Regions from separate parts of the Homo sapiens genome. Here all the other regions are linked to region 3. The links are chromatin loops, found by intact Hi-C in ENCODE. Cell type or tissue: A673. All regions are shown on one strand. Each heading gives the region's core, and the rest is flanking DNA. Links, peaks and the distances in the headings are about the cores only. Region 1 overlaps LOC101928516 (a long non-coding RNA gene). Region 2 overlaps CD109 (CD109 molecule). Region 3 has its middle 270 kb from the start of CD109. Region 4 has its middle 160 kb from the start of CD109. Region 5 overlaps LOC101928516 (a long non-coding RNA gene).

Region 1 (6,390 bases), core at 1-5,000, 440 kb after region 3:
CCAAACACCGCATGTTCTCACTCATGGGTGGGAATTGAACAATGAGAACACTTGGACACAGGGTGGGAAACCTCACACACTGGGGCCTGTCATGGGGTGGGGGGAGGAGGGAGGGATAGCATTAGGAGATATACCTAATGTAAAAGAAGAGTTCATGGGTGCAGCATACCAACATGCCTCATGTATACCTATGCAAAACACCTGCACGTTGTGTACATGTACCCTAGAACTTAAAGTATAATAATAAAAAATAAATAAAATAACATGCAAAAATATTGAAGGAAATTCTGAAAAAGAAGAGAGACTAGCCCTACAGGGAAATAAAATAAAAAATAAATAAAATTAAAAATAAAATAAAAAAGCTATACAAATTGACACAGCATATGAGGAGACAGACAGATTTTTGGAATAACATAGAACTTAGTAGAAAAAAATAAGAAAAATAATGTAAAAATTCGTGAAAGAATTGGCTCTCTTTAATAGATTTTTAAATTTTATTTATTTATTTATTTAGAGAGAGGGTTTTCTCTGTTGCCCAGGCTGGAATACAGTGGCAGAATCTTAGCCTTGGGCTCCTGGCTTAAGTAATGCTCTCCAGCAGCCTAAGTAGCTGGAACTACAGGCATGCACCACCATGCCTGGCTAATTTTTTTTGTATTTTTTTGTAGAGACAGAGTTTTGCCATGTTGCCCAGGCTGGTCTTGAACTGGACTCAAGCAATCCTCCTGCCTTGGCCTCCCAAAGTGCTGGGATTATAGGCACGAGCCACCACACCTGGTCTGGCTCCTAAATGCATGAAAAGATGCTTCATTTTATAATTTGAAGAAATGAAAATTAATGATAGGATTGCATTTTTCACCTAATGGTTTATAAAAAAGATGTTTCTTCCACCTTCAATAACAAGGTGGGAGAAACATCTTCCACATATTTCTTTGGTTTTGTTGAGAATATAAAGTGGTACAGCATCTACAAAAGGCAAATTTGACAATATCTACTAAAAGTAAAATTAAACACTCTATTTCAAATTATTTATTCTAAATATATACTTTCAATACATGTACACACACATATGTGTCTGTGTATACTTGTATATATGTGTGTATATGCACATATGGTATCTCACACATATTCCATTTGCTAGAAGTGACTTGGTAATAAATTTGGGAGAAAGTACTTTTTAAAATAAAGCTAAGTATATATATATATATATATATATATATACATATATATATATATATATATATATACACACACACACACACACACAAAACACCGCTGGTTCTCCACAGTGTTGTTCAGGGGTAGGTGTGAGGCAGGAGGGTGTATCCTGAGTTCTCAGCTTGAGTTGGTACCAACTGGAGCCCTTTACAGCAGTTTTTTTGAGGAAAGGCAATGTTCAGCAACACCGTATGTCAGCATTTATTATCATGCTAATTCCCAACTATCAGGGCCAAAACCTTTGTATTGTCGCCACGTGAATTATGAGGTTTTTCCAATCTGGTTGTTGAAAACAATAGGCGAAAAGTCCATTATAAAAGGAGGCTCCCAGAGTCTCAGACAGATAAATATGTAGGAAAAATGAATTTACAAAGGTTGAGGTACCAGAAATAAACTTCCTTAATATCATCCTTTCATGGGAATTCCTTAGAAAGCCTCAGGTACCCCAGAAATACATATATCTCAGTTTGAAGACTCTTCTTTTAATTCAGATAATATTTTACAGATTTTTTTAATCCTGAATATTAGAAGGAGTTAGAAAGTATATCTTGGAAATGTCTGGAAAAGGCTTATTTTAGGTGTTATTTTCAGAAAAGCTCTAAGTATTAATTTTCATTTTGCATTATGTTTTCATTATGTTTTTTACATAACCAAATTTCTTTCTATCAGAGTTGCCTTTACTTTTTATTCATATAATAGCACAGAGAACACTGATGAAGGAATAAAACTGTTTCCTACTCAGTATCTCCCTACAGGAGTGCAGCTATGACATCAGTGCTTGGAATGAACAGTTGCCTCCATCAGGAAGGCAACGTGACCTTTCCTCTTCTTATTATGGCAGTGTCCCATAGGCCTCATATTTCATTTATGAAACTCTAATCTCTAGCTTTTTAGTATCAAAAATAAATTGTGATTGTTTTGTTAGTTTTAAAACCAAAAATGATCATCAAAGCATTGTTAGTATCTCATGAATGTGTGTGTGTGTGTGTGTCTGTGTGTGTGATGGAGGGCTTCTTTTCAATAATAACAACATAGGAGCATTGTTGGTTGAACACTGATTGCTATATATGTTGAAAGAAATTATAATATAAATGTCATTTGCTGGAAGTGACTTGGGAATAAATTTGGGAGAAAGCACATTTAAAAGTAAAGCTATGATAAATATATCATTGTATATGTATCATCTTAAAATATTCAGAAATTTGGAATGTGGAAAATAACATAATAATACAGTTAGCTTACATATAAAGAAGTACAGCAAGGAAATGGAATCTTTACCTACCTTAATATGAGAAGAGAAAGAAGATAAAAACAATCTCTTCAGAAATGCTTATCCATTTGAGAAGACCTCATATATTTTCTATCCAGTAGAGAGCAGTCAAAGTCCATGATGCTGTCATGAAATTCAGGCCTTAGTATTACAGGCATGACTGTTAACACTGAATCATCTCATCCAGGTCCTTTCTGAGTAAGGATCTTTTAGAATACTGGACTAGTAGTCTTTCTTTGCGTACAATATTCTTTCTCATACCTGTCCTTGATATTAAATGCAGTATTTATATGCATATTTACACAGAAGTTTATTTGGACACAAACAAAAAACATGTAGCCAGCTTGTGGTTATTGGTCATGCTTTTAAAAATCTATAGTAAGTCTACAAACTATGGTATTTTAAAAAGTTTATGTAATAGAGACAAGCAGAAAGCATGAAGTGGGGTAAGCTTAATATTCCAGGAAAGAATATCCTAAGTGCCACCAGATAGGCAAGACTCATAATTACCAGAAGCTAACATATGACATCCTCGTGGCAATAGTAGTGATTGAAATACAGGGATTTTTCAGAGGTAGATAAATTAAAGAATAATTAAATTAAAAATCACCAAGAGATGATTAGATGATATATTCCATCTTTGTTACCTTGCTACCTTTCTCTTTCCAATTCCATCCTTGTTACCTTTCTCTTTTTCTTTTAGTGTGCCAGAGGAGATTAAAATATGGAGGGATGTTATCTAGTTATATAGATAGAAAGTATATCTTGCCATTGTTTCTGCATTATCTAAGGTTTTGATAGTTATTATATAAAATCTTTGAGTGCAGATCACTTCTGCTTTGCTGATACAACATATTCTCAAAAATGATCCTGAGGGACTACTCTCAAGAGACAGCATCTTGCAAATGCACAGGACCGTTCTATTTCTCTGTTTAGTCTCATAGACAGAAATCAATCTGAAATCGTCACTGGAAATAAGAAGGAGATGTATTAGGAAAGCAGTAAAATTAAATTTTAGTATGTATATTTTCATGCATTCTCAAAAATGTGTTCATCTCTTTTCTTTATAAAATTAACATCAAACAATTGGAGACTCCTTTAGTATAATGCATTAAAATGCTGTCTTTATTTATGTATCAATGGCACTATTGATTCATCATCAACAAGGCAGAGAGTTTGAGGTGGTTTTTCCCAGTAGAGATGTTGTCACAAGACAGCCACATTCTTTTATTTGGCCATTCTCACAACCAAAGTCATACACTTTAATTGGTAGACAAGAGTTAGGTATGTAATTTGTGGTCATGAAGCAAACTGGAACTAACTATCCCACATGTGGTGAGCTTAAATGTCAGGCTGGTCGGCTCTACTCTTGCCAGCTGAGCTAGTGTATCAGAGGGACCACTGTTAAGAATGGTTTGATCACAACTGTTAACAACCTCTTGTACTTTCCTTTAAAATGAATGCTTTTATTGAGGTTCAAATTTTTGTCATTGAGATTAATAATAAGTTTGAATTTGGTTGTGATGTTTCCTTAAAATATCAAGATTCCTCAACCAATAAAATAACTATTTTATTGAGGACATTTGAAAATATTGTTTCTATTACAAAATTTTATTGGGCAATAGCTTATTAATTAAAACAATTTTTAAATTATAATTTAGTCATACTCTAGGTTATTTGGTAGCCACATTAGTTTTATTTTGGGAAAAATAAGGAGATACATGCCATCATGGGTCCTTGTGTTTAAATTTGAATAAGAAAATGTATTGTAGTAACAAATGTTTGGAATTTAGTTAGGAGCTGTGGTTTTTATCTTAATCTTGTAATCTAAAGCCCCTCATGCTCTACACACACTATGCTATACATTGCACAAATAAGAAACTACGACCAGTATGTATAGAAACAAAGCAAAATGGGCCCTAAGTATCAGTGACAGCAAGGAGTGAGTTGGGTGAGCTTTAGCCCTCATCTCCCCAATAATGTTCATCAGCCCTTCATCTTACTCTTTAATTTGGATAATGGATTTCCACACTCCCCTTAATTTTAATTAAAATGTTATGCACGTGCAGCACCAAAACAAGTCCCCTAGACCATTCTTTCTTTTGGCTTGCTTCTCTAAGTTGTTTATACAGATAAACAATTCTGAGAATAAAGGTGATGGTACAGTTCAGTAGGTAAGGCCACTTTCCAAATCTCAGTCAGGGTTTAGAGTCAGGCTTTGGGGAGATCAGCTCATCTCAGGAGAGGATGAGATCATGGTCTTGATGTGAGATGATGTGGATCTAAGCCAGCTGGTGGCTCCAAGAATCTAGTCTCAGATAAGGCCTAGAGCCAAAAGACATTTCAAGGAGGCAGGGTGGGTGAAATTTGGTATATGAGAGCATGTGGCACGAAGAGAAGAAAATATGAAAGATGATTTTACATTTTCTGGTCTCTGAGGGCGTGGATCATTTTGTGGAGAGGGGTAAATCTGAGTGTAGACATGCCAAAACCTAAATGACCTTATGTTATCTTAGACAGGATGTTTCTTAGATATCTTCAAACATAGGATGGACTTCAGGTCAGAGATTACAACATGGGACGCATATTTAAGAAGAGATAAAATATGACACTGCTTGTCCTTATGTAATCTCTTACTACCGTACTTCCAATTCTCTTTGATCCTTTGACCATGGGAGTTGGGAATTTTGCCATTATTTTTAGTTTAACCTGTTTTAGTAGTTCAATAGTTAACAGTGTATTCCATAACTTAGGCCTTCTATACCTGCACAAGCCTATGCCTACAGATGATGCAAGGAGGCATGTTTCTATTCTTTTGAGGAAAGCTTTGCTGCCTTTTCAGGCCTGGGAAGTTCTTGCAAAGCTTTGTGGAAGTTTGACTTGTACTGGCAATTTAATGGAAATAAAACCCCAAAAACAAAAACAAAAAATAAATCTCTTTTGTACATTTTATGGACAAAGCATCCGTATAAAGGAAATAATTTTGAAGATTTTCAACAGCAATTTATCCCACCATCTAGATGTGATTATATTTCATCTCCTCTGAGAGTCTATGCTTTGCATATAAATGCTATGAATTACTGTTTTTTTTTCCAGCAAATATAATGAGCTCTGCTGTGTTCCAGGCAGTTTTATAGAGAAATAGTGTTTGGGAAATAGTGGAGAATAAATAAATAAGACTTCAATTCATATTCCGGGGTGATAAACAGGCAAAATGTAACATGAACCAATACATGGTGGGTGATTTTTAGATAGAGTTAAGGCTATGAAGAACATAAAATGAAGTGTTGTAATAGAGGATTTCAGGATGCTGGATTTAATTTGGAAGGAATAGTCAATAAGGAATTGAATTTTGAATTGAGAGCTGAAAGACAAGAGTGTATAAGCAATGTGAGGCCATGGAACTAACATTACAAGGAGAGTGAAGAGAAAGTGCAAAGAGTAAGGCAGAGACAAAGTTGGCTATTCAAGGAACATAAACGACAACATGGCTAAAGTATAGTGGTAGGAGGAGAGAGGCAGGAGATGTGGCTGGAGAGGTAATTGGAGACAGGTTAGATAGAGCCCGGGGGGCATGAAACATTCTGTGGACTTCATTCCCAGTATAGTGGGAATTCATGCAGAAGAGTAGGATATTGTGGTAATTCTAATTAATTATCCTTTTTGTAGCAAACTGTTACTTGTCAGCTTGCATGCATTTACATTTGTATTTTTTAAAAAGTTAAACAGCTTCTATGTTCTAGAATTTTTATGTTAGAATATACCAACATCAGGATAGAAATATACATACTATAGTGCATTAAAGATATGCAGGAAATGTAACAGTCAACATGAGCTTGTGCTTCAACAATTGTTTTGTTGACCCAGTGAGACTGTATTGTAGATGGTTCACCTTTGCCAGG
Region 2 (5,000 bases), core at 1-5,000, 230 kb before region 3:
GATATAAATTGGTCATTTAGTATATAACATGTAAACCTTTATATTTTTCTATATTTATGTGACATATAAACATATAAGATATAATCAACTTTTTCTGTATCTAAAGGGGAAGATATGTAATATGAAATGCATGAAATTGTAGCTTATTCTAAGCATTGTTGCTGAGCCTTGAGTAGGTGGGACTCGTGTGTGAATTGACCTGTATGAATGAGAACAGTGCTGGAGGCACAATGGACTCTCAATATTTGCTTCATGGCCACCCTGCATCTTTATGGGTGTTTGTATGATGTGTTTACCAATATTATTCTTTTTAAGGTAGCAGAAGCTCTACCGAATGAATGTATGATGTGGTTTTAAAGAACATTTGAGGCAATATTATGAAAGGGGCTCATACTGTTAGAGAACAATGTAATGCATAACCATTAAAGTCATGGACAATTTTCAGTGAGGTCTTTGCTTATTTCCTTACTTATAACAGTGTAATAATAACCACTGTTATAAATGGCAGCCTAGAGCAGGATGTGATGAGTTCTAGGGGAAGTGGAATTCTTTATATCTGAGCTTGTAGAGAAAGTGGAAAGAGTAGGCATTTGTGAAACTTAGAAAATAGGGAAAAATTTGTGTGGGAGTAGGGAAAATGGAAGAGAACGTTATGTGTCTGGGGATTTGGGAGAAGTTGATGTTACTGGAGCATGTGGAGAATGATGGCGGTGTAGATTAGGAAGCACGTTGTGAGTTTAAAGTAGTTTGAATATTATTTTCAGTTCCCACTTAAATTCTTAAGAATCACTTTTTTTGGTCCATCCATCCATCGATCCTTCTATCCACCCACCCACCCACCAACCCAGTATGTGTTAAGGACTTTATGGCTGTGATGAATACAAAGAAGGTAAACATATGACCTCCATTTTCAAAGGTCATTGTCATGGTGACATGAACAATATGATAAAAATTAAATGACATAAGGGGGACAGACAAACACAGGGCAGTGCAATAGCAGAGGAATTGTAAGGTGTTCAGTCCAGCTTGGTGATAAAGAGGGTTTATTGTTAGCACAAGCACTGATGTTTTGGGGCCAGCTGCTCCTTCTGTCTCCCATGGTCTGCTCTGTTCTCCTTTCACTCTTCTGCCAACCTTTGAGGTGTTCTTCAGTTCTTCTGATTCCATTAGCTTAGCTAAATAACCATCATGCCCAGAATCTTTAAAGCAAGCCTCTGCACAGGTGGCTGGCAGCCTGTGGGTGGGCCGCCCTGGGTCAAGGTGTCCATTTTTGGTCCATTCAGATGCCACCTATGCACAATGACCAGCAAGAGCAGTTTTAGCTGGATAACAGGCGCTGAGGGATTAATTTGTTCATTGAATGGTGGACAGAATAAGTACCAGAAGAGAGGGGGATAGAATAGCAGAGGGAGACTTTGCAGAAGATGTGAGATTATACTTTGAAAGATTTATAGGATTTATCATGTTGTGGTTTGTGGACTTGGCTTGTCATATTGCTTTTATAGAAAACAAATGCTCTTAAGGAAATTTAGGTGCTTAAAAAATGAAAAGCATTTGCAGGATCTGGCCCTTGCCCAACTTTTCAGTCTTGTAAAGTGCCGCCCTTCCTCTTGAACTCTATGCTTTAGACATCTTATGTCCCTTAAGTTTCTTAAACTCACCGATCTGTCTCATTCTAGAGCCTTTCATCATGCTGTTCCCTCTGCTGAGAATGTTTTTTCTTCCTTATTCTCGCTACTTGCTTTTAACCTGCAGCCATTCTCTAAAGTGGCCTGGCTGTTCCAGACATTCCCATAGTACTGTGTGCTTCCCTTAATTCATTCATCTCACTTTTAATTAGTGGTCCATGATAGACAGTAGCCTTTGTAAAGCTGGTGACCTTCTGGTCTTGCTCACCTCTCTATTCCTGGGACCAAGTTCAGTGCTTTTGCATGTAAGTAGAAAGCAGTATTTTCTTAAAACGAATGTGTGAAAACTATATAGCAATAATTTGTCTTGAACCAAATGCAATTTTCCCTTTTGTATATTCTATAAAGCATCTTTATCTTTTTGAAGACAAGTATACTGATCAGGTACTTGTCATTTGAGGTATGTTAATTTGAGGCATTCAGCTAAGAAAAAATAAGCCCCTTAAAAAAAAGAGCCCTTTTAGAACCACCAGGGGTCAGTATAACCAAGGAAATGTTATGAGAAGCAACTGTGGCCTTGGTCTCTGGCTTTTGTTTTTCTTTGACTACTGCGCAGCATTAAAGGACTGTATATTTCTTGTTATTAAACCCCTTTTCTTTTAGTAGTGAATAATAACATAGAGGAAATGTATTTATTATTTAAATAGCCCACCATTAGAGACTATATTTTTACTTTTCGGTGGCAGTCACCATTCTCAATATAAAACTCAGGGAAGGAAAATATTTATTTTCAAGAAAGTATTGGCTGGGCGTGGTGGCTCACACCTGTAATCCCAGCACTTTGGGAAGCCGAGGCGGGCGGATCACGAGGTCAGGAGACCGAGACCATCTTGGCTAATACAGTGAAACCCCGTCTCTACTAAAAATACGAAAAATTAGCTGGGTGTGGTGGCGGGCGCCTGTAGTCCCAGCTACTCGGGAGGCTGAGGCAGGAGAATGGCGTGAACCTGGGAGGCGGAGCTTGCAGTGAGCCAAGATCATGCCACCGCTCTCCAGCCTGGGCGACAGAGTGATACTCTGGCTAAAAAAAAAGGAAGTATTTTTTAAATTTTTTAATTTGTAAGAGACAGGGTTGTCGTCTGTCACTCAGGCTAGAGTGAAGTGGCACAATCATAGTTCACTGCAGCCTCGAACTCCTGGGCTCAAGTGATCCTCCTGCCTCAGCCTCCTGAGTAGCAGGGACTACAGGTATGTGCCACTACGCCTGCCTAGTTAAAAAATTTTTTTTTCCTTTTCATAGAGACAGGGTCTTGTTATGTTGCCCAGGCTGATCTTGAGCTCCTGGACTCAAGCAATCCTTCTGCCTTGGCCTCACAAAGTGCTGGGATTACATGTGTGAGCCATCATACACAGCCTTTGGGAGAGTTTTGAAATTCCATTTTGTCTGTAGAAAAAATATGGAATGATATGAGTATTCCCACTGATGGACAATCTCTTTAAGAATTACCGGAGTTATCAGAGCTTTGATTTGTAATGACTATACAGGTAATCAGAAAGTGGTATTCTTCAGTTACCCTTTGTCCTAGGTCAGGAAAAGGATCCTTTAAGTAAAACATACTTGACGGCTCCTTGGCATTTCTCCACTTGTATTAATAACATGTTTGTTTGTAGAGTAAGAGTGAATAAGTCCTTTATGATACCGTGTTAACCTTTCTGGATTAATCTAAATTGTTTGCCCTTCAAGTATTGTATTGCTTTTCACCTTCAAGGTTTTTTATGATAGTAATGGTGAGTAATTATTTTGGTCTAGTATGATTTCTAGTTTTCTTTTCTTTCTTTCTTTTTTTTTTTTTTCGAGACAGAGTCTCGCTCTTTTGCCCAGGCCGTGGTGTGATCTCGGCTCACTGAAACCTCCACATCCCAGGTTCAAGCGATTCTCCTGCCTCAGCCTCCTGAGTAGCTGGGATTACAGGCATGCACCACCATGCCCAGCTAATTTTTGTATTTTTAGTAGAGACGGTTTCATCATGTTGGCCAGGGTGGTCTTGAACTCCAGACCTCAAGTGATGCACCCTACTCGGCCTCCCAAAGTGCTGGGATTACAGGCATGAGCCACTGTGCCTGGCCAAGAAAGGAAACAAATGTTTTGGGGGATTAGTTAAGTGATTTGCCCAATGTCCCACAACTTACCAAACTAGGATTAGAACTCAGGCCTTTTGACACCAAATCCAAGGTTCTCTCTACCCTGCCACCTTGGTTTTCCATCTTATGTTTTATCTCTGTCATTGTTCAGCATATGATGGTGGGACATCATAAGTTCTCAATATATACATAGACTTTTTTTTTTTTTACAATGCTAGTTTAATCAAATTGCAAAGAAACTCTTGATGATTATAATGTTTAAGACCTCTTAAAATCAGTAAAGTTTAGTAAGAGCCCTGGCTCTTTTTGTGCTACTTATACGTGTGCTTAATTGACACACATATTCTAGTGTGAATAGTTCTTTGCTACTTTGGGGATTGTACTTCTTCTCTTGAGAATGTGACCAAGTCTTCTACTTCTGCCATACTTTGATTGCCCTGCTCTTTTTCATCATTTCTTTGTCTAGAGCACCAAGCCCTCCTCTCAGAGGGCAGAGGTATATTTTAGCTGTAACATCTTTTCATAGAAGTGTGTTTTATAGGGCCGTTATACTTTAGGTACATTATAAGTTGAGTGTGGGAATATGTTCTGATTTAATAATTGACTTGAAAATACACCTTAGGAAGATAATGTGTTTTAAAAGTTAGACATTCCTTTATTTTCATTTCTTTGCAATATAGTTCTCTAGGTACCTTATCTCTAGGTATGTTATCTCTTGATTGGTGTTGACAGTTTTCTCAAATAATTGCACATGGTTTTTTTGTTTTGTTTTGTTTTGTTTTTTGAGAAAGAGTCTCACTCTGTTGACCAGTCTGGAGTGCAGTGTGCAATCTCAGCTCATTGCAACCTCCACCTCCCAGGTTGAAGTGATTTTCCTGCCTCAGCCTCCTGAGTAGCTGGGATTACAGGTGTGCACCATCATGTTCAGCTAATTTTTGTATTTTTAGTAGAGATGGGGTTTCACCATGTTGGTCAGGCTGGGCTCGAACTCCTGACCTCAGGTGATTCACTTGCCTTGGGTTTCCAAAGTGCTAGGATTACAGGCATGAGCCACTGTGCCTGGCCTGCAAATGGTTTTTCCCTCCATTTTTTATTTTCTGTAGTAAAATACACATAACGTAAAATTTGCCATTGTAACCATTTTTAAGTGTACAGTTCAGTGGTATTAAGTACATTAATATTGTTGTGCATTCATCACCACCATCCATCTCTGTAACTCTTTTCATCTTG
Region 3 (6,649 bases), core at 955-5,954:
ACTGGAGACATCCAATTGCTAAACCAACCTTGCCTCAAGACAGCACCCAGTCCCTAGTTAGTCCTTATTTTTCCTAGTTTTCCCCAAGAAACAGCAACCAATGTAGACCTTGTCCCTGCTTCCCTTAGATACTCCTCAGACTCTTTCACAGAAGACAAACTTTTGAAAAGATGCTTCCCTCCTCCTACCTGCTGAGTAGCATTCTGTGTTTGCCCGGGAGTGCCCTCCCTTGCTGCATCTACATCGATAAATCTGAGTTTGTCAGAGTACAGGCTTGCCTCCAGTGGTCTTTGCCAGATCAGACTTTAATAACTTATATAAGTAGGAGGTCTGGTAGACTCTGCTATACTTTTTATAGATTTAAAGTTGACTTTGTGCATGAATGTACTGAATAGCCTATTTGATGCGATTTTGAAGGCAATGGATGAGCAGCCCTCTGGTGTGTCTGAAGTGGTGGTGAGGTTGGTAAAGATGGACCAGGGTTTTGCCATACTAGATTAAAATTTTTATATACAGTGTCTATTTTGTTAATGGACAATTAGAGATGGCAACAACACTAGTAAACCCCCTCGGTTTTGGTAAATGCCATTTATTGAATTCACAGGATGTACTAGACAGTGTGCCAAGTGCTTCCAGACATTATTTCATTTTATCCTCACAACACTTCCAATTTTTAAACAGGGAATGTGTGGTTCTGAGAAGTCAAGTTACTTTTCTAAGATGGAAAGTAGCAAGGTAGGATTTGAACTCAGGGCTCTCTGATTCTGTCTTCTTAGCTACTGTTAAGTTGTTTCTTTACAGATTTTCAGGAACCCAGAAATTGTGAGTTTCCACCCAACCCCCTGTCCCCTGCCCCAGTTAAGTTTCAGAAAAATCTTTTATCTTTTGTTCATTGTAAAATGTATCTCCAGTAGAAGGGGTATGATATGGTTTGGCTCTGTGTCCCCAGTCAAATTTCATCCTGAATCGTACTCCCATAATTCCCACGTGTTACGGGAGGAACCCAGTGGGAGATGATTGAATGATGGAGGCGGGTCTTTCCTGAGCTGTTCTCGTGATAGTAAATTAGTTTCAGGAGAGCTGATGGTTAAAAAAAAAGAAAAAAAAAGGGGGAGTTACCTTACACAAGCTTTCTTTGCCTGCCGCCATCCACTTAAGATGTGACTTGCTCCTCCTTGCCTTCTGCCATGATTGTGAGGCCTCCCCAGCCATGTGGAACTGTAAGTCCAATAAAATCTTTTTCTTTTGTAACTTGCCTAATGTCGGGTATGTCTTTATTAGCAGTGTGAAAACGGATTAATACAGGGCATCTGGCTTTTCTGGCTTTTGCCTGCACTGATGGAGACGTGGCAGCCATTGCCTCTGGTCTCTGATTCTGGTTTTGGCTTTCTATGATCTTCTCTGCTGTCTTTGTGGGGACCAGAGTCATGAAAATAATTAACCCTCACCAAGGTGACCTAATATCCCTTTCAAATTTTAAACTAATGTGTGTATTTAACATTACTACAACTTTTAATGAAGTCTTCTAAATACTCACTACCTTATTGTAAATCTCTTGCTTAATTAGGAGAACCCAATGGAAGATTCTGATACTCTGACTTTGGTTTTTTGTTCTTTATAAGGACCTTGAGCTTCTAGGCCTCTCAGCTTGGTAGAGTTTGATTGGGACAGAGTACAAGTTGCTTCTAATGCAATTTATGTGGTTGTGGCCCAGTGAAATAGTTCTTTTAATGTTTGGGAAACACTCAAAGGGAACTAAAACTTTCTTTTCCCTAGGAACCCTTCAGTGAATATGCTATTTCAATAGGCCAGCTAATAATTCTCTGAGAACTGGGGACTCACATGGGTCCTTGCCCACTTCTCTTTCCTAAAGAACCTCAGGAGCAAGTATTTACCACAAATGTGACCACTAGTGGGGCCCCCGAGAATGCCCAGCCTCTCTAAGGTTTTGGTTCAGGTCACCTTGTTCTTTGCAAAGTCTTTTGCTAGTGACAAAGTGTCTGTTAACCTAGTCTCTCTATTGCAGTTAAGTGATAGCTTAGCCACTGAAAAAATTACTCCCTTGAGTAGAAATGGAAGAATGTTTCTATTTGGTAAGCAGAAAAGTTGGAGGGTGGGAAACTATAACTGTAAGAGGCTGGAAATGGGAGTTGGGAAATATTTGACAGCATTTACATGGCAATCTTGGATATTGGGATGGCTTCATAGGGGGTATGCAATAGAAAAATGTAATATTTATTATAAATGTGTTTGGAACAATAAATGCTTTATAGAGAAAAATCCTAGTCTTGGCAGGAAGTTGTACTCCCTGACCTAAAAGGCCTTTTCCATATTGAATTAATCTGATTAAATCAAGGTTTGTGAGTCATGAGGAAATGTATATAAAGACTACAGCTGTGACAGAAGGACAAAAGATGTATTCCTTAGTAGAAAGCAGCAGGGCTCAGTAAAAAACAAACAACACACACACACACGATTTGAAATCAGAAAAATCTAAAATCAAATCCCTACTTTGTTACTCTCTGTGTAATGTCAGGCAATTTATATAGCCTCCGATTTTCTTGTCTGTAAAAGTGAGATAACAATACTCATCTTACAGGATTACATAAAAGAACTTAAGTAGAGAGTGGATTAAAAAATGATAATTCTAATCATTGTTATGTAGTCCCTATAAATAGGATGGAGTCCCAAATCAAAGAACAGGCAAATGAGAACAGAAAAATTTAACTATGGAACCAAGAATTGCTTTAAAATTTAAAGCACTTTAAAATTCATATTAAAGTGAGCTGAATAGTAGTTTAAAGTATAAAAAGCTGGTTTGGGAGAAATGAAAGGAGAACAGTTATCAGCCCCTGAAAAGGGTGAGGGCTCCACACTGGCCCTAGAAAGCAGCCCAAGCCTCCAAAGGGCTGTTTGGCCTCACCGGTTGGCAAAAGGGAACACCTGAAAGGATGAGTGGGAAGTTCACTAGTGCACCTGGCTCTATAAACTCCGATTTCCTTTCTCAGACATTTTAAGAGTGTGGCAAGCAGAGCTTCTCTTTGGCTAACAGGAAGTCTTGCAAGAGTATTCTTAGAGTCCAATTAGGGCATTTGTTTCCACTTACAATTAGGCAGTATTTGCTCAACTGTCGGCAAATAATGAGGGATCTAAGAGCTCAGATAGTGGTTGCAATATAGTTTAACTCTTTCATAAAGATCTTCATGATGTTGCATTAGGTGCTTAGGTGATATTTGGTCAGCCTACAGTATGGCCAGGTTCACCTGGAATGACAACTCTCGTGAGCCTATTTCATTATAGATTCATTTTCCTTTTGCTTTATATTAAGATATAAATTCCCCATTCGTGTAAAAAGCATCTTCACTGTCTCCAGGCCCAGGGACTTAGTCATTTGTCTCTAATTATCCTCAAAATACACCTCAAGTCCTCAAGTGTCACTATGAAGGTTTCTCTCCTCCTCACTGATCTTTGCTTCCTTTGGACCACGTAAGTTAGCACAGTTGCTAGCTGTTGCATTTGGATTTTTTTTTCTTCCTCACTAGGTTGTAAATCTGAGAGCTGGGCTTATATCTCTTACTTTTTTGTATTTTCTGTGGTATCTATCATTGGAGGTGCTCAGTAGATAATTATTGATTAAATGATTTTTAACGCACATGTTAAAATTATAATATGTTGAAGCAAAATAAAGTTATTTGTAGACTAAGCACAAGAACATGCAAAGACAGCATAAAAATAGCAATTCCCTTTTTATTTAATGTGCTTGGCTTTAAAAGGAATTGGTTTTTGATTAGCCAAGCACAAAAATGATCTGGTTTTTGTCTTTTCATAGTTCCTTTAAGTCTTCACCAGAGATGGTTTTATTCTGGGGGTGTGCTGTAGGATAAGCTCCTGGCCTTGTTTTTATTCAAATGACATTATTGCATGACTCAATAAGCACCGTTGATTGCTTTGAAAGAAAGCACTTGCTGACTTGACTGCATTACATCCACTAGATGGCAGGCAACTGTTAGAGAAAGAAAAGGGAGAACCTGAATTATGATTTATTTTTTTTTTTTTGGCGGGGGTGGGGGTGGTGATTGGTATATTTCCACTGACCTGTCTCAGTCAACAGGCCTTGCCAATAACTCCTTAATTTCTATAAAGTTCTTCAGCTTTAGCTTTCCAGAGATTTTAAAAGTGATTGCAAAACATTCCGTAAAATATACCAGCCAGATATTTTTCCACTACCACACTGAACCCTATACTGACCTTTTCTTCCCCCTAATTTTCTTAAACTATAAATAGTGTCCTGACCTAACATGGGAATTAAAATAAACTACAATGAGGAAAAATGTATTTTTTCAGAGAAATGGAGAAACCACACAAGTTTTTATGTATATGAAACCTGCAGTTTAAAATTTCAGAATTTTTTTTTTTTTAATACAATGATGTGAAATACAGTTTTGCCTACAGGTGTGTAAGTGCTCTTTGAGAGAGCTTGGTGAACACTGTATCATATATGCCGGTGCTTCCACTTGACACTCCTGTCAGTGTTTGAGATGATTGCAACGCCTCTCAGCAAATCTCTATTCTACTCCAGTGCGCTCACTTCCCAAAGTAGTCAGATGCTACTGTTTGTGCAGCTTCAGCGGTTGCTAGGCTTCCTCTGCCCTAGTTATGAGCATTTTCTTATTTTCTGCTACATTTTTCATATGTGGTTGTTCCTCCAGGTATGCTAATAAGATTCACAGATGAAATGGATGGTAAAATGAATGAGATTAATTCAACTGTGCTGGTTCCCATACCTTCTTTAGAATCACTTATTTCCCTATCACTATGAATGAGATGAGGTGAACACTGCCCAATTAACTTATGGTGTTCAGAATTATAACTTGGAATTTATATATGTTACATTAAAAAAACTAAACAATATTGCATACGGGCTTATTAAAAGCTTTATATTTGCTGCCTTCAACATTTGTATCCTTATTTGGTTTAGTTTATTGAAAATGAGGCTCTAGCAAGAACTCTGAAATTTTGAAATGTGAGAGTTAGGAAATTTTGACAATTACTAAACTCTCCTCATTAGTCAGATTTGAATATCATGAGGACAAATGAACAACACCTGCATCTCACACCTGTGACTCCAGGATCCTTGCTGGCTGACTGTTGAGAGAGAAATGAGAAGTGAAGTGCCTGGGGTCGAAGGAGCTGCTTGCCAGTGTGCAGCACCAAAACTCTAGCCATTCTCAGATGTTAAGGATTTTTTTTTTTTTTTTCCTGAGACAGAGTCTCGCTCTGTCGCCAGGTTGGAGTGCAGTGGCGTGATCTCGGCTCACTGCAACCTCCACCTCCCAGGTTCAAGCAATTCTTCTGCCTCAGCCTCCTGAGTAGCTGGGACTACAGGCACATGCCACCACGCCCGGCTAATTTTTATGTTTTTAGTAGAGATGGTGTTTCACCATGTTGGCCAGGATGGTCTCAATCTCTTGACCTTGTGATCCACCTGCCTCAGCCTCCCAAAGTGCTGGGATTACAGGCATGAGCCACTGCATCCGGCCTGTTAAGGATTTTTAATGGATGTCTAGAAATGAAAGCTCAGGATCTCTGAATTGGGCTATTCATACCCTCCCATGTACATTAAAAAATACTATTGGAAAAGTGGCAAGATGGCTGAATAGGAACAGCTCCAGTCTGCAGCTCCCAGCGAGATCAATGAAGAAGGCAGGTGATTTCTGCATTTCCAACTGAGGTACCCGGTTCATCTGATTGGGACTGGTTAGACAGTGGGTGCAGCCCACGGAAGGCAAGCAGAAGCAGGGTGGGGTGTCACCTCACCTGGGAAGTCCAAGAGGTCAGGGAACTCCTTACCCTAGCCAGGGGAAGCTGTGATGGATTGTGCTATCCAGCCCAGATACTATGCTTTTCCCATGGTCTTTGCAACCTGCAGACCAGGAGATTCCCTTGGGTGCCTACACCACCAGGGCCCTGGGTTTCAGGCACAAAATTGGGCCGCCATTTGGGCAGACACTGAGCTAGCTGCAGGAGTTTTTTTCATACCCCAGTGGTGCCTGGAATGCCAGCGAGATAGAACCATTCACTCTCCTGGAAAAGGGGCTGAAGCCAGCGAGCCAGTGGTCTTGTTCAGCGGATCCTACCCCCATGGAGCCCAGCAAGCTATGATCCACTGGCTTGAAATTCTCTCTGCAAGCACAGCAGTCTGAAGTTGACCTGGGATGCTCAAGCTTGGTACGGGGAGGGGTGTCGGCCATTACGGAGGCTTGAATAAGCGGTTTTCCCCTCAGTGTTAAAGCCACCAGGAAGTTCACACGGGGCAGAGCCCACCACAGCACAGCAAAGCCGCTATAGCCAGACTACCTCTCTAGATTTCTCCTCTTTGGGAAAGGCATCTCTAAAAGAAAGGCAGCAGCCCCAGTCAGGGGCCTATAGATAAAACTCCCATCTCCCTGGGACAGAGCACCTGGGGAAAGGGGCGGCCGTGGGCGCAGCTTCAGCAGACTTAAACGTTCTTGCCAGCTGGCTCTGAAAAGAGCAGTGGATCTCCCAACATAGCACTTGAGCTCTGCTGAGGGACAGACTGCCTGCTCAAGTGGGTCCCTGACCCCTGTGCCTCCTGACTGGGAGACACCTCCCAGCAGGGGTCAACAGA
Region 4 (5,398 bases), core at 1-5,000, 110 kb before region 3:
GGCCAATGTTCTCTTAAGGCCCAAGAGCTCTTCAGTGAGCTTGTGGTGAATGCTGCCAGGCCTGGGACTCACCCTTCAGGGCAGTGGACTCCTCTCTGGACCAGGACAGGTCCAAAACTGTCATCCACAAGCCAAGGCCCAGAATTGAGGACCCCAAGAGCCTTCTTGGCATTGTACTCCACTGTGGTTGAGCTGGTATCTGTATCCTGATTTCTGCTTCTTATAAGATGTTCTTTTTTGTATAGATAGTTATTAAACTTGGCTTTCCTGCAGGGGGGACAATCAGTGGAGGCTTCTATTCAGCCCTCTTGCTCTGCCCCCTCCTTTGCCTTCTATGTTCGCACACTCTCCCATTTGTCAGATGCATTTTCTGTTTCCTTTGAATTCTCATTTCCTTTTGTATATTCTTTATGTGCAGACTTGAGGTATTTTGGAGGTATTATCAGTAAGACTTGGGAATAGATGGGATGTAGGAAGTGAGGAAAAGAGAAGATTCAAAAAGTCTGGCCTTACCTCTAAATATGAAGAGCCCAGAAAAAGAAAAAATGTCTGGCCTTAGTAACTAGGGGATAGGAGAAAGGCACTTATTGAGATGAAGAAAGACTGAGAAAGTGAAAATGTGTGTGTGTGTGTGTCTGTGTTTATCAAGGATTCATTTGAGTGAAGCTTATTTCATCTCATTTCATCCCAGTGAGGAGAACCAGTAGATAGTCAGGACCTGTGAGTAATCTGCCAACGCACAGAATAATGACGTATTAACTAATTATTCTTATATAACACTCTACTCCTATTTTTCTTCTTTTGTAATTTAGAGGAATTTAAACATTATTGAGGAATTCAGAAAAATCCAAAGGAATTCATACTGTGAACATTGGTGTGGGCCATAGAATTTTACTTTAAAAAATTTTTAATTTTGAAATAATTATAGACTCACAAAAAGTTGTACAATAGTACACAGAGGTCCTGTATGCCTGTCATCCAGTGTCCCCCAACAGTGACATCTTATCTAACTATGGTGCATTATTGAAGGCAGAACATTGATTAGCAGGAAACAGTTAACTGGACTACAGACCTTACTTGGCTTCAAGTTCTTTTTACAAGCATTTATTTTTACATGTTTTTTTGTATAATTTTAGGACATTTTCATCACAGGTACAGATTTATGTAACTACCATTTATAGTTAAGACACAGATTTGTTTACTCATCACAAAGGGACTTCTTCATGCTGCTTAGGGTCATCCCCTCCCTATCCTTCCTTAATCCCTAGTAACTACTTATCTATTCTCTGTCTTGATAATGGTAATTTTGAGAATGTTATACAAATGAAATCATACAGTATGTAAGCTTTGATGATTTTTTTTCCATTGAGCAAAATGCACTTAAGATCATCCAAGCTGTCGTGTGTATCAATGTTCATTTCCTTTTACTGCTGAGCAGCATTTCAAGGATTTGGTTTTGATACCCTGCTGGAGTTTTAGCTATGGAGTGTATATTACTTTGCCAACCTGATATAGTGTTCAAATAAAATAATTGAAGTTGATATATTGGGGCATAATAGGCATGACAAAGGAAGAAGAGTCACAAAGAATGAAATCCTCAGCCATTCTCAGGAGAAAACAATAGGGTTGAGAATAATGCTTAGATACCAACACTTCCCCAAATGGTATTTTATAGGATGCTAGCAGGTCTAACGTGAAAAAAAAGTATTTAATGGCAAAGTTTAGGAAATCACAAAAAATGTCATTGCTGTAGGATTTATCTTTAATATAACAATGTATATTTTGAATTCTAAAAGGATATGATATTCCATGCTTTCTGAACCTTTAGCCCACCACATGAATGTCATTTCACCCAGAATATCTCTGGGCTTTTTCCAGGGAAAATATTTTAGATAAAGCTGTTGTAAGTTAATACACAATATGTAAGTACTAAAATAATCGTGAAGTTTTATTGAGTAGTCAGATGTGTTTATTAAATTGGTTTTAAGGTTTATGACAGGGGTAAAATACAATAGAGTTACTCTAATGGTGGAAATATAACAACCAGATATTCAAAATGGAAATTATCTTGTATGACATAAAAATATGCGACCACTAGGGGGCAGAAGAGGATTAGAGGGAAGAAAGTACCTCCCCCAAATTGTTGCCTAATTTTAATGTTCCTGTTGAATACTAAGAATGAAATGAGATCGGAGGGCTTTTTCTCTTTTCTGGGAAAACAGGTGATAAGGTTATTACAATAATCTGCTTACTTCTGTTACCACATACTTTTTAGGATGCATTCTTATTTTTGGCATGTAATTTATGCATAATAATTTGTTATTCTTAGAGTAAAAAAAAAAACCACGTACAGAGTGGGAGTTTCTTTTTGACTTTATAAAAGTAAATCCTGATTTTCAAAACTGAAGAGATCATTAACCTTTGGACAGTTTAGAAAGAGGTACTATTGCCAGATTCTACTGTCATTTCTCTAGCCTGTTTTGGTTAGGGAATAAGTTATGGCAAGTAAAGTTTGACCTAGAATTTGTGGAATTTTAATCTCCTAATGGAATCAAGAATCCTGATTAATCATAGAACACGTATTTATTACTATCTTTTTCCACCTACTTTTGCTTTGTACTTGAAGTATGTTTCTCCCCAGTGCGTCCTCTTTTATAGTCATAGCTGGAGAAGAATAAACATAACAGAAAAAACAGCAAAATGGACTTGTTAGTGGAGGTTTGGTTGCCTGGAGGGCTTCTCAAAGCCTATCTTCATTGTACAGCACTCACCTTCCACATGTTCTTTTTCATTGTGAACTAGCTTTTCTATATAGACACGTTTTATGATAATCCAGGAAACGCTTCTCGTTTGGGAGGACTGTCTAGAAATTCTCTAACAGGAAAGTGCATTACTGGATTTGATACCATAATGAAGGAAGCTTACCTCCATAAGGCCCAGCCATCCTCTTTTTCCCTTCCTTCAATTGAATACTTGTTTGTGATACACTTGTCCTGGTGAGAGAGGGAAGGTCCTGGGGTGGGAGTTTCATCTCCCTAAAGGAGACAGTAATTCCTGGGGCCATCATCTGGGGAAGTTGTGGGTCTTCAGAAAGAAAACTGGAAACCAGGAGGTGGGAGAGGGAGCTCTTGCCTTTCTCTGGGTATTGCTGTCTTGACTTTGGGCAGGGATGTTTAGATACACCCGAGGATGCTCTCAGGAAGGAGGGGTTTAAGATGCCTCTGCCATACAGACAGGCTGGGAAACAGGGAGAAGGGTGAAGATGGGTGAACTACACCACCTAAACCAGATTATTTAGTTGCCCATTTTTTTTCCTTATTCTGTTTTCCCTTAGATGTTAGTGATTTCTAAATGTTTTGGACCTATTTCAGCTATACTGAATGGAATTTAAGGAAGTTAAAATTGTAATGGCAGAGCCATGCCTCCAGGTGAGGCCAGTGTAGAAGTGGTAGCTTTAATAGATGAGATGTTGAAAGCAGAAATTTGAATGTCAGGGTTAAAAAGCTAGAGTCACAGGGCCTAGCCCTCCTTTCTCATGAGAGCTTTTGTTTGTTCATTGCCACCTTAAAGGGTGATGGGGATTCCACTCAGAGTAGGACCCGTGCAAAGAGGGGACAGTTGGTATTTCTTTTCCCATAAAATGCTACAGAGAGCTGCACTCTAAGCTTCCCCCTTGACAGAGTTCTTTCAAATCTATCAGTGATTAGGTAGAAGGAGAAGGCCAAGTAGGGGACTTATCTGTTTATTATCAATTTAGAACTGACTCTCTCACCCAGCTGTTTTCAGGTGAGGAAACCAGAAACAGGTTCAGAGAGGCCGAGTAATGTTCCCAACGTTACAAGGTTAAAGTTGGGGCAGGGGCTAAAACAGGTTTCCTGCATCCAAGTTGTTTTCACATTTCCCCAGATTGGGATGTTTTCACTTTCTTGGCTAGATCTTACTCTGCAATGATACAGAAGTGTCAAGGTACAAGAGACAGAGACCAGTGAAAAGAGGTTTCTACAGGTTCTTTACTTCAAGACAGTGCTGAGCAATATTAGGTGTTAATTGCATTGTCTGCAGGCCCTGTGTTGAAAGTGGGGTTATTTCAAGGACTCTGGGACCCCGAACTTTGTGGCCTATTGGTTGAAGGGCTGAAATAGAAGGATTCTCCTGTGCCTGCATTTGAAAGCATGACAAAGTGAGTGCTTCAGAGGAGTGTGTGTGTGTGTGTTTGTGTGTGTCTAGGTGTAACTCCTTTTACTGCTTCTTTGGGAAAGATATGTTGTGCCAGGTTGCCAGTGTGCCAGATCACTACCCTCTTCCTTTATCCAGTACACAGAAGGATAAATCCTCTCTAATGTTGGGGGGACGTGAAAGAAGCAAGCCATCCCAATTTTAAACAAAGGGGCATTGAGCAGGAGAGTCCAGATGTTTCATTTTCTTTTCCTCAGGGCCGTTTATTTCCTGGGAAAAGAACACCAAGATGTTGATGACAATTGCTTAATAATCACAGAGTATGGACTCTGCTCCTGTGAGAAAGGAAAATCATCATATGACATTGTCAAGGGGCTCATCTGTAACACTTGTCCAGTTTTCTCTCCAATAGGGCAGCTGTTGCTGACCACCATGTGCCACTTGTGGCAGCAGCTGACATTGATTGCTTGACTACAATGTGCCCGGCATTGTTCTAAGTTCTTTACATGTTTAATGCCAGGTAATCCTTCCAAATGCCTTACAGGGTAAGTGCAATATTACAGACAGAGACACTGACAAATGAGGTGAACTATATATCACATGATAGTAGGTGTATAACCTGGACTGAAATCCTAGCGATCTGGTTCCAGAGCATGTATTACTAACCATTATACCACCCTGCCACCTCATTTCACTCACCTGACTTTCACCAAATCCTATTGACCAAGATTAAATCTTTCAGAATTGATCCACAATCCCCTAGCTCCTGGTGTGATCACATACGTTGAAGATGTATGTTTTGCTTGGGGAAAGCAATCTAGAGTAAAAACTGGAGTTTGATGATAAAATAATACAATGCCATTTCAGGAATAATGTTATCTGGGATGTCATTCTGTATTCTTAACTTGATATTATCTTCAAATATACAACTAATATGTATCAAAATATTATTTAGTACTTAACTAAATGGAAAGCAAATGCTTTAAATTTATTGCCTCTTAATTCATCTAGCCACCAAATGGAGAAAGTACAATTATTGTCCCTAGTTTAAAGATGAGCTTAGGGTTGTTGAGTTATTTCCCAATGTTATATAGCTTCTTAAGAGCAGATGTGAGATTTGAACCCACACTGTGACTCCAGTGCCCACATTCTTAATCACCAAGTTTATATCAGCATTCTAGTTGGCTCTCTTGCAATTCAGGACAGACATCTTTCCAATCAG
Region 5 (5,000 bases), core at 1-5,000, 600 kb after region 3:
ATGCAATGTAAGTTGTAACAAATATGTATTAAGCAAGAATCAATAAAAAATTATAGAAAATCTAAATTACCACTCTAAGATAAAACAAAAATGAAAAACAATAAAAGAAACCCACCTAAGAATAATATGACCATCTAACCAAGACTAATATGAAGAAAACTCCAAAGTTTTTTAAATAAAACATTTTAAAGGACTTGAGTAAAGGGAGTTGCATATCATAGACCTGGATAAAAAGACTAATCATGATAAATTTGCTCCTTCTAATGTTAAATCAAAACATTATATTATTATTTTTAGTACTTTATAAGTATAGTAGACATAAAAATGTGTCAGTATAAACAAAAATGCTGGAAAAAAATAAACCAGGGATATGACATGTAAGATACTACAGGATAAGAAAAAGCTAGAATCATTCTAATTAGGAGTACTCGTGAAAGTATAGGTAAAGTGAAGAATGGAACAAACTAGAAAGCCAGGAAACAAACCCTCGTACATATATCAGGACTTCTTTTATAACAAATATAAAATCACAAATCATGAGTGGAGTAAAGTTGTTTTCTGTAGAAAAAAGTCTTCACACAAAATAAAGTATACTTGTATTAAAGAGATAAATATTTGAAATTAATGGTAGGTTAGTATTTATTTTGTTTGGCATGAAGAATTTTCTAAGTAAATAGGAGGACTTTAAGAGAGAAGAAATAGTGATTTTTGACTATACAGAAAAAATTCAAATTCTGTATTTTTACAAAAACAAACATAATGAAGAAATGGTTATGCTGCAGAGAAAATTGCAAAATACTTTAATTATAAAATGAAGAAATAATTATGGTTGGTCTCAAGACTAAGTGGGAAAGATAGCTATTAAAAATATTACTATTCATAATGTACGAATAGCTCTAATGAATTACTGAGAGATAAACTTTCCAATAGAAAAGTGAACTCAAACAATATAAATAGGCAATGTTCAAAAAAATTACAATGTTGAGTAAACATGGGAATATGTTTAATCTTACCAACAATTATATAAATAAAAACTAAATCAGAGAAATGTCATTTACCACTTACCAATTATTCATTTAAAATTATACTAATATGCTTAGTGTGAGAAATATATTCAAATGAGTGCTGGCATATATGTGGGGGTGAAAATAAAAATATTTTACAACTAGTACAGCATGGGGCTGTCCAATCGAAATAGACATCCAACCAAACAACTCTGTGTATATTCTGACTTCAGCATAAACACTTACAAATACATTATACTCTTTGACACATAAATTCCTTTATGCATGTATCAAATATCTCTGACAATTCCAAATCTTTTTCCAGAAAGGGTATGACACTTTACATGTTTATCAGCAGTTAATGACAGTCTGTTTCCTTACATGCTAAACAACATTGGATGTTTTCTAATTTATTTTCAATTATTTTTCATTTTTTGCCAATATAATACGTAAAAATACTGTGTGGTGATGAGTTTGATTTTCCTTTGGCTACTAATGGAGTTGTTTTATTTCTTCCTTTGTGTACTGACTGTCCTTGTCCTGTTACTCTTTCATTCTATAGCTTTTAATCCTGTTAGTATAAGAGTAGAAGGAAAGAAATTTAAATGATTTATCTTCCATTCACATAATCATACCAATGATTGCTTTTCATGGTGGAAACTAGTATCTTTTAGAACACAGTGTTCTGAATGGAAAACTCAAGAATGAAAGAAAGTATTATGTGGCATTTTGTCCAAGAACAAATCACTAAATTTAAAACGGCATGCGTCAAAACAGAAAGGCGTGGATGTTGACTGATGAGTTAGTATCTTAGCTGCATTTAACTCTGTAAGCTTGTCTCTAGTGCCTCATGCATTGCTTCACTTCTCCTCTGGCCCCTGCCAACACAGGACCACCCAAGCTCCTGAATGCAGTTCTTTCTGTAGGACCTTGAGGAAAGCCCAAATTGCAGGGTGGAAAGTCTTTAGTTTGTTTGAGGCGTGAATAATTTCTCTGCCATCTCTTTCACCCTACTCCGGTTACCATGCGGAATGCCATTCTGGGTAGCTTGGAAATGGTTCTAGGCTTGTACCATAAAGAGGTCCAGACATTTTTTGTGGACTTATGATGGTAGGGAGAAAATAAAAAATGGATGCAGAGGTTGACCTAGCTATCCTATCCAAGTCGACTGGGGTTTGGGGTTTCCAGAATTGTTGTCATGTTTGGGGAGCCTTGCAAGTGGATTAATGACAAGGCATTTTGAGGGCTGCTGATCCAGGGAAATGGATCATGTTGTCTAGGGTACATGGCATTTCATCCGTTTATGCACTCCATCTTGTATTTAAAGGGTAAACCTGGTATTGTGGGGTTGTTAACAGTTAGCTATATTATTGGCTCTCATAGAAGAGGGTCTCTGAGAAAGTTTAGAACCACATTTTGGTTATAAAAAATTGGATAATTATTAGGAGAATCGACTCTTTGACTGAGTTGTACCCACAAGTTTTTCAATATTTGTCTGATTCCTTGTTTGCCAGTGACTGTCCTTTAGAGGGCTTCAAATACATATTCATAACAACAAAAAACAGCTTTTTCCTTATAAATGTTACAATAGTAGAAGCTGTAGAAGATGTTTTAGAAACTGGCTTGTTCTTTGTGCAGTCATATATTATACATATACACACAAACTATATATATATATACACACACACACACACACACATATATACACACACACACACACACACACATGCAGAAGAAGTTGCATTACCAAATATGGTAGTAAATCTAAGTGAGTCAACTGTTAATCTCCTTTGGCAATACCTTCACAGACATACCCAGGATCAATACTTTGCAACCTTCAATCCAATCAAGTTGACACTCAGTATTAAACATCACATTAGGATAAGCCAATCAGCACACTTCATCCTCCAGATGCAGAGAATGGTTCAAAATAGTCAAATAAACTTAGCCGCTATAAATGATGAACATTTATAACAACTTTTTCTGCTAAGACAATGACACTGTCCTACTTGATGGGACTATAGGAATTTGTAGAACTGAGAGATTATGGAAGCCATCTGGTGGTCTTGAGGCGTAACTGCCTGTGATGAAGCCTATATCAAAACAAACGAGGAGATAGACCAAAACCAGGTCCTTCGTGTCGATGCTGGGCCATTAGATAAAGCCTCTACCTGAGCCAGCTTTACCTGTAGACATTTTAGGATATTACATTCTATTAACTGAATAAGCAAGTTTTGAGTTGAGTTTTCTATTTCTTACACCCAAAAACATCCTATTGCTTCAGTCTGCAGTTTCCTGTTTAATTGATAGAGGAAAGCAGTGTATTCAGAAGTCCCTAAAATAATGAAGGTCAGATTTTGAAATTCTTATTAGACTGTAACTTTTATTAATTTTTATTGTTAGCTTTTGTTCTAGGTTCAGGGGTACATGTGCAGGTTTTTTATATAGGTAAATGGCATGTTGTGGGGGTTTGGCATACAGATTGTTTCATCAACCATGTAATGAGTATACTACCTGATAGGTAGCTTTTCAATCCTCACCCTCCTCTCAACTTCCACCCTCAAGTAGGCCCAGTGTCTATCGTTCCCTCCTTTGTGTACATGTGTACTTATTGTTTAGCTCCCACTTATAAGTGAGAACATGCAATATTTGGTTTTCTGTTCCTGCATTAGCTTGCTTAGGATAATGCCTCCAGATCCAATGATGTTACTGCAAAGAACATGATCTCATTCTTTCTTATGGCTGTGCAGTATTCCATGGTATATATGTACCACATTTCCTTTATCCAGTCTTTGGTATTTAGGTTGATTCCATAGACTGAAACTTTTAAAAAATAAGTAGGATGGTGTTCTCTAGTGGTTTGCTTATCAAGGGACTGCCTCCATAAATAGGGTGACCATTAGTCTGATTGGTTTGCAAGAGAGTCCCTAGTTTATGCCTCTTGAACCAGCATATTTTTAAAGAGCTCCTCATTTCATAATTAAGTATCCTGGTTTGGACAATAAGTTCTATGGTCGCTGTACTAATAACATATCCAAGGCTCAAACAATTATTTAGCTTTGGTATCTCTATTATCAGATGAAACAGAGGTTAAAGCACATCAGTTTAGAAACATTTTTTATCTTGCTCATCACCATATTCCCATTGTTTAGAAGGGTGATGGGAACATAGTGGGATGACTATTTTTTGAATGAAGGAATGAATGGTGCCAGTGAGCATGACTTATGAGACCATAATCCAAAGCCATATAGCCCCTCTAATGCCAGTTTACTTGTCTCCAAAATAGTATTAAAAATAAATATACCCCATCTACCTTATGAATTTGTTAAGAGGATCAAATAAGTTAATTGTGTGAAAAGCTAGCAAAAATTTAAAATTATATATACATGTGGTATTTAATTATATACAAAAGAATGCAAATGTTACAAGTTCTTTCAATTTCTACCCAAGTAATAAATATACCTAAATTTGAGTCACCAACAGCACCATACTGCTTCCATACATTATCATAACCTTTTCCCCCAATTTTAAAGCACATTGAAACAGATTAAATAATTCATCAGAAAAATCAGATTATATATGGAAAAATTCCATCAAGAAATACGTTGAAAAATTCAACCATTACCATAACCTTTAAATTGAAATTCTATGTATCTACAAATATGGTAACTATTAGCAAAGCTTTATTTTTCTTAGGCATCAGAAACAAATTATTTTATTGTTTTGTCATTGATTCAAGTATTTAATAAGATCTTATATGGAGAACTTATAGATTATTTTAGAAAATACACTTCAGGCCAGCTGCGGTAGCTCATGTCTGTAATCCCAGCACTTTGGGAGCCCGAGACTGGTGGATCACCTTAGGTCAAGAGTTTGAGACCAGCCTGACCAACATGGTGAAACCCCATTTCTACTAAAAATACAAAAAATTATTCGGGTGTGGTGGCAGGCGCCTGTAATCCCAGCTACTCAGGAGGATCTCCTGAGCCTAGGAGG

Evidence for each region. Peaks named below come from ENCODE experiments on the same cell type or tissue, not always from the same donor. Only the 100,000 strongest peaks of a DNase experiment are listed, where the experiment ranks them.
Region 1: it touches region 3 in a loop (2.5-fold over the local background); 8 of 110 quality-filtered maps call a loop at or near these places.
Region 2: it touches region 3 in a loop (7-fold over the local background); 10 of 110 quality-filtered maps call a loop at or near these places.
Region 4: it touches region 3 in a loop (5-fold over the local background); 14 of 110 quality-filtered maps call a loop at or near these places.
Region 5: a loop joins it to region 3, with 17 times the contacts of the local background. A loop is called at or near these places in 3 of 110 quality-filtered maps.

Annotation. Positions count from the first base shown.
Region 1 is chr6:74,407,049-74,413,438 of GRCh38, forward strand. All of the region lies in intron 2 of LOC101928516 (a long non-coding RNA gene), which reads left to right. Among named protein-coding and RNA genes, the nearest start is that of CD109, 710 kb to the left of the region's middle. In A673, for the core only: a CTCF peak has its summit at 2,595 (motif pointing right); no DNase peak of the experiment used is centred there.
Region 2 is chr6:73,737,136-73,742,135 of GRCh38, forward strand. All of the region lies in intron 5 of CD109 (CD109 molecule), which reads left to right. Among named protein-coding and RNA genes, the nearest start is that of CD109, 43 kb to the left of the region's middle. In A673, for the core only: a CTCF peak has its summit at 2,154 (motif pointing right); a DNase peak (open chromatin) is centred at 2,186.
Region 3 is chr6:73,966,185-73,972,833 of GRCh38, forward strand. No RefSeq gene overlaps it. Among named protein-coding and RNA genes, the nearest start is that of CD109, 270 kb to the left of the region's middle. In A673, for the core only: a CTCF peak has its summit at 4,000 (motif pointing right); DNase peaks (open chromatin) are centred at 2,357 and 3,987; H3K27ac peaks cover 1,194 bases.
Region 4 is chr6:73,853,086-73,858,483 of GRCh38, forward strand. No RefSeq gene overlaps it. Among named protein-coding and RNA genes, the nearest start is that of CD109, 160 kb to the left of the region's middle. In A673, for the core only: a CTCF peak has its summit at 2,082 (motif pointing right); a DNase peak (open chromatin) is centred at 2,116.
Region 5 is chr6:74,571,953-74,576,952 of GRCh38, forward strand. The region is part of intron 2 of LOC101928516 (a long non-coding RNA gene); the gene reads left to right. Among named protein-coding and RNA genes, the nearest start is that of SNORD156, 550 kb to the right of the region's middle. In A673, for the core only: a CTCF peak has its summit at 3,065 (motif pointing left); a DNase peak (open chromatin) is centred at 3,059.